Regions from separate parts of the Homo sapiens genome. Here region 2 is linked to region 1. Evidence: chromatin contacts called from ENCODE Hi-C data. All regions are on one chromosome and are shown on one strand. Each heading gives the region's core, a stretch centred on a gene start or an enhancer-like site at or near the end of the contact. The rest is flanking DNA. Distances are from core to core; before and after follow the strand shown.

Evidence for each region. Hi-C counts contacts between places; a loop is a spot of excess contacts on that map. Pooled maps may share reads with other maps.
Region 2: a pooled map of posterior vena cava shows a loop between it and region 1 (14-fold over the local background). The contact joins the enhancer-like site here to the promoter of CEP57 in region 1. A Hi-C loop is called at or near these places in 1 of 50 pooled maps.

What each region holds. Positions count from the first base shown.
Region 1 is chr11:95,788,942-95,792,031 of GRCh38, forward strand. CEP57 (centrosomal protein 57) reads left to right here and starts at 1,557. Exons shown (of 11, transcript NM_014679.5): 1 at 1,557-1,802. The coding sequence starts at 1,758. It overlaps FAM76B (family with sequence similarity 76 member B), which reads right to left and starts at 841. Exons shown (of 10, transcript NM_144664.5): 1 at 451-841. The coding sequence starts at 537. RefSeq lists a silencer at 449-868 and enhancers at 1,369-1,838, 1,802-2,465.
Region 2 is chr11:103,869,273-103,872,362 of GRCh38, forward strand. All of the region lies in intron 3 of PDGFDDN (PDGFD downstream neighbor), which reads right to left. Among named protein-coding and RNA genes, the nearest start is that of MIR4693, 21 kb to the left of the region's middle. Within about 2 kb of position 1,644, at least 5 of the 41 ENCODE cell types and tissues checked have a DNase peak (open chromatin) inside an H3K27ac peak, as active enhancers do.

The DNA.
Region 1 (3,090 bases), core at 307-2,806:
GCTTTCCTGGACAGGGAAGAAGGATGCCATCAGCTTTGCGGCTTCGGGTTCCTAGCAAGAAAGTGCAAAAACCGTCCCCTGCCTCCTGGTGGAAGAAGAGGACAGACCAGGCAGAAAACCGAGATGAAAACATCTCCACCCCTGGGTCTCTGCGGCATAGACAGGTGGCTGCCTCACTCAACCCCACTCCTGAGACCCCCAGACGCTGACGGGGCCCGGCACCCTCCTGGGCCGCCTGGAAAAGGGCACGATTCTGCCTCCCTTTCAGGGTCCGTTCCCAGCTAATGTTCAAGCCCCCAGAAAAAGGGGTCCCCGAGTGGGGAGGCGAGGGCTCCAGACTCCCAAACCCCTGAGGCGCCGGCGAAGAGGGGCTGCAGTGCAGCGGCTACCCGGCCCCCTCCGGCTACGGCCGAGGACACCCATCCCGCCCGCCTCCCGGAGCCCACGGACCTTGCAGAGCTGCTGGCCCTGGGAGAGCTCCTCGAAAGGATAACGCTGGGTACACTTGGTGCAGGCGTACAGGGCCGAGGCCGCCATCCTGCTCCTCAGTCTCCTCCTCCGCCGCCGCCCGCTCCGAGGCGGGGCCCTACGGAGAACCCGAGAGCCGCCGCCGCCCGGGCCGCGGGCTCCTCCTCCTCCCCCTCCCCCTGCCTCGCGCCCACCAGGGCCTCGCCGCGAGAGCCCAGGGCCCCGCGGACGACGCCACCGTCTCCCTCCGCCTCCACTTCCGCCCCAGCCCACCCAGTGACGCCGTGCCAGCCGCTCCCGCTTAGGCCCCGATAGCGGCGGAGGGAGACGAAGCGGGTAGGGGGTTGCTGTTTAGCTGTGCGGCCGTGGATCCGCTTCCTTCTCGGCCTCCCTTTCCCATCCCTGATTGGCTGCGAAGGCTATCGCGTCATTCGATGGCTCCTCCCAACTCCCAACTTCCGCGACGCAGGAAGCGCCCACAAAGGGAGGATGTCGCCGGCCAATGACATCCCGGAGCTCTCAGCGCGCGAAATCCGCTTTGAACCTGCCCCGCCCAAAGGTCTGCGGTCGCGGCTATTTCTAACAGCCAGTCCCAGGTTTGGCTGAGAGCGCCCCAATCCAATTGAGCAAATGTTCGCGAAAGGCTCGTTCTCTGCCGCAACTTTTTTTCCCTTGCTTTCTATTGGACTAAATCGTTAAGTCCCTCCTAATCCTATTTGTTATTGGCCAAAAGGTAAATACTTCACCTGGAGAGGCGTCCCCGAGGCAAATTCACGCTCTCTCCGGCGTTTAATCCGAGGGAACTCGTGGAGTGCTTTAACTTCGCCTTCGCTTTTGTTTTATCTCCATTACTCCCTTCAGTTGCCACTGGCGACACCACTACTCGCCCACGCTTCTTACTGGAGGAGGCCCGACCCTCCGTAGAATCCCCGCAGAGCCGGCCTGTAACCCCGGCGTTGTCTGCCCCAGCGGGCCCCGTTACGCGCTACCTTGTGACGTCACCAGGGAAGAGGCGGATTCTCTCCTACTACAGAAAGACGTCTGCTGTTTTGATTGGCTAGGAAAGACGTCCGTTAGGACGTGTTGCCCTTTCTGTGTAAGCTGTGAGCGTAGGCGGCCCTGAGGGGGTGTGTTGCAGGGGTTTCCAAGCCCAGCACCAGCACCCTTGCCCTTTTCCATCAGGGGTTCAGCCTAGGGTCCCCGCTGGTGGGCGGCTCCCGAGTCTTGGAGAAGAGCACGAGAACCTAGACCGCCCCCGAAGTGCGGAGACCCCCTGGGCAGGCTGAAAGATGGCGGCGGCGTCTGTCTCTGCGGCTTCTGGTTCTCACTTGTCGGTAAGAAGCAGTTGGCGCGAGTGGGCCCCACGTCGGCCCTAAGCGCCTCTTTGAGTTTCCTCACGTTTCAGGGCGCTGTCAGTCCAGCTTCTGACGCAATTCTGGAGGTCGGCGGGAATGCCTAGATTGCCCCGCGCTCCCCAAGCTTCCATTCACTGTGGCTGTGTCGAAGCTGCACCCTCTGGCTCCCAGTGAAACTGGGCTGGCCGCCCCTGTTCCCCAGCCCTTATTCACCTTTTGGCGTAGCAACCAACCCCGGTTGCCTAACATTCCCAAGGGCCGGCTGGGATAACTGCCCACTCCCTGGCCTGCAAAAATGTAGCTCTTTTGGTCACGTGGGTTCAGCGGCCCCTCTAGGAAACTCGCCAGATCAGGTGAGGCGCGCCAGTGTGTTTAAGAGACGTTGCAGAATAGTAGTCCGCCGTCTCTCGAGCGCTTACTAGTCGTTGCTTATGCTGTTTCCTATCCCTGCAGTGCCTCCCACTCCCATCCACATTAACTTCGTTGTGTGATGCTCGTAGCCAGAACGCGCGCTTCCTGTCACCTAGAATTACTGGAACTTCAATGTGGAAATGCCCTTTTGGAGAGGCGACAGGGGGAATTGATTTTAAATATTGTTTTCGCCTCATCAAATGTCACCATCCAGTTTAGTTACTGGTATTCACTGGTATTTCTCAAATTGGAGTGTCGAATGCTTAGGTTTTTGAAAACCGCGGCATTGGAAAGCTTTGATAGGAAGTAAATGTTGGAGCTCTTATTTCTCCAGTTAGCAAATGTTCGATGCCTGGTATACTGTTAGGGTCCAAATGAACAGAATAGAAACCCTGCTTTGAAGGAGAAAAACACTGAAGAGAAACTACACGTAATTAGTGATTACTGCGCAGTATAGTTTAGGAAGTGCTACCGTAGTAGAATAATCTAGAGGGGAGTGATTAACAGTGCTTGGGTAGGCTAGAGAAGGTTTCCTAGAAGGGAAGATGGAGCTAGTTGCGTGTCGAAGGAATTGTGATTGCTTGTCCCAAGAGTAGAGAAAGGAGAAAAAGGCAGTGCGGGAATTTTGGAGTATGTGCTAGAACAGTAGGTGCTTTTAGGAAACTTGAGATAGTTCGGAATGAGAAGAAGTAATACGGAGGTAGAGCTGGATGAGGTGAATTGGAAACGTAGGTAAAAACGTGAAAAAAGAAGGATGGTGAGGGAAGGAACTAGAAGAGTATCAGGGTAAAGTTATTTTCTAGGATCTAGGGGGAAAGAGTTGGAAACGCTAAGAAAGCCTGGTCACCTTGGAGAA
Region 2 (3,090 bases), core at 394-2,893, 8.1 Mb after region 1:
AATTCTCTAGATAAGGAAGACTCAAAATCACATGGGAATTCCCAATTTTCAGCTTTCTCTGGATCCAACCAGATGCCGACATTCTAAGTTTAAGGATTTCATCATTTTCTAATCAATGTCTTCAACTTCACATTGGGAAACTTGACAAGACTGTGGATTTAACTTTTGGAATTCAGCAGTCCATGCAACTAAATGGTTGCTTTTTATTTTCAGCAATATTAGCACTGTGGCTACAAGAAAAAGGAAATCCTTTCAAAGCTGTCACGGAAGTTCTCTAGTTCTCAGATAGTCACTTAAGCTAAAAGTTGAAGAATCTGAGCATGTCATTTTCTTTTTTGTAAGTACTCAAGTGCATTTAAAAAATCAATCTCAAATCATAGTCCTTGTAGTCATCATTAGCCATAAAAGTAAAGTGCAGCAACCACTTTGGATCCTATGGTGCTTGTTTCAGTTGGCTCTTCGTCACAGTAAACCACAAGTTACAGCTTGATTAGTTACTATATCACTTTATACCATGGATTCCTAGTATCCTATTCCCCATAGTCAAGGAGCTCAGCCCTGCACTTCAACCCATGTGCATGATCTAAACAATACAAGAAGGCCTACCAAACAAAATGCCTCTTTTTTATGGTAGGTGACATGGAGTGAATCAACTCTTCTTTCATCTTGGAAGTAATATCTTGACAATTTCTGAATCCCATCTTTGTGAAACTAGTTCCACTACCAATTCTTTATCAGTTGACTTTCAGTTAGGAGACAGTAATCATACAGGAAAAGTTTAATATAGAGGATTATTCACTATAACAGAGGAGTAACTATGAGACGCTATAAATACATAAAAAGAACTCTAAAGAATACCCTAGGTCTGAGGGAGAGTACCTGAAGAAGACAAAATTTGGAAGGGAAGCCCCCTCCCTAAGCTGAGATTTAGACCTCTTTTGAGGTACAGTTTCAATTCATTTGTTGGAGAAGATCTCTGAGCCACTCCAGTATAGCAGTCACCCCATGTCTACAGGGCATACTTTCCAAGACACCCAGTGGATACCCGAAACAGAAGGTAGTACCAGACCTGACTGCTGTCAATCCAAACATGTTTCTGTTCATGTTTTCCACTCACAGATTTAATGCCTTTTCCTTGGTAATTTAGTACTTAACATGCACTGTAGCTATAACTTTTGCAGTTTGAGGTGGGATAGCAACTAGCATGAGTTTCTTTTTCCTTCTTCCCAATTTCATGAATAGAAGATTTGTTCTTACCATACATCTTAGCAACCTCAACCTATAATTTTTTCTCATCTCTTATCAAGTTGAGAACTTTCACTTTTTCATACAAAGGAAGCATTTTACTGCTTCTCTTTGGCACATCTGAATTGCTAGTAACACTACTTTTGTACCCTGGGGCCATTGTAACACTACAACCTATAATTTTTTTATTTCTTATCAAGTTGAGAACTTTCACTTTTTCAAAAAAAGGAAGCATTTTACTGCTTCCCTTTGGCATATCTGAATTGCTAGTAACATGACATTTGTGCTCTGGGCCCATCTAAGTAAAATAAGGGTGGCTAGAACACAAGCACTGCAATACTGAGACAGTTGATCTAATAACTGAGATGGCTCCTAAGCAACGAAAGGCGGGTGGCGTGTACAGCGTGGACATGCTGGAAAAAGGAGTGATTCATGTCCCGGGTGGGACAGAGCAGGACAGCACAAGATTTCATCACACTTCTCAGAACAGCATGTGATTTAAAATTTATGAATTATTTCTGGAACTTTCCATTTAATGTTTTCAGAACACAGTTGAGCACTGAATTCCTGGAAAGTGGAAACACAGATGAAGCCAAGGGTGGGGACTACTGTACTAGGCAAGCAGAAGACAGCCTCTGGGGTGGGTCTGGCTAAGGCTGTTGGTGGGGCTGGGCAGACAGGAGTTGAGTGCAAGCTCACTCACGGGCAAGGCAACCTGAGGCCTGGGATGCATGTTGCCTACATTGAAAGGGCCATGGCAAGGGGGTCGACTGGTCAGGGTCAGGGCTGCAAACTGGCCGAAGGACTGAAAGCTCCAAGAAAGTGTATGTGCTAAAGATGCTCTGGAAGTTGGCAGCAGACAGTTCAAGAAAGACAATGTAGGACACACAGGGTGTTGCACTGCTACTGACCTCTACCAGTGGTGAGACCCTCATGCCATTCACAGTTGTAGGAGAGTGAGTCAGATTGGTTGAACTTAAGATTCCTTTTCTTGGTGAGAAGATTACTTGTTCACTCAAAGGCTGCACATAACATGGGATTACTGAGATATCAGGTGCTAATAGGACTGAGGGATTAGATGGTAGACTGTCAAAAATTGACAGAGGTTCCTCAAACAGTTCCTGTTCATGATACCCCTTTTTGGGTGACTGAGAGATAAAGATTCCAGGTCTTGTTCCTTTAAGTTAAGGTATGCTATATGTGTGAAAGATCAGTTGAGTTTAAACAATTTCTAATCCTTCATTCAGCCAATCAATCAGTCATCTATTCACCAAACATGCATCAAATGTACATAAAGTGCAAAATCCCATTCTGGATCAATTAAATGCCCCTGCCACGCATTCATGCCTTCTCCTTTCATCCCTCTCATTCCTGCTCTTAGACTTTTAAGAATTTATATAATGGAGCCCCCAAATCCTCAGTTATTCAATCCCTCATGTATGTCATTAAAGTTTTTTCCACCAACATCTTCCCCTCAGCCTTCCCTCCTGTTTCCCAGCCTTGGTCATTTGAGCATTGGTTTGAGTCTCCATCCCAGGAAGGACAGGGAAGGAAAATGAGGTCAACCTGGACACATCTCATCTCCAAGACTATGTTTAACAGCTCTGGCAGGAGATTTTAACACAGGAAATTGCATAAAATATGTTTCAGGGATTATTTTTGGATTTCAGTGACCCATGTTCTTCCTGGCACTGATCATCAGAGCTAACTGAAAACTAGTGTTGATTAAAAAAAAAAAAAAAAAAAAAAAAGCCTGTGGGTTAAAACGGTAGCCACAAGCACTCCAGAAGGCAGCCACGGTGTGAAGAAGAGTACAAAGTCTTAATTCAACTTCTGGCTTTCCTT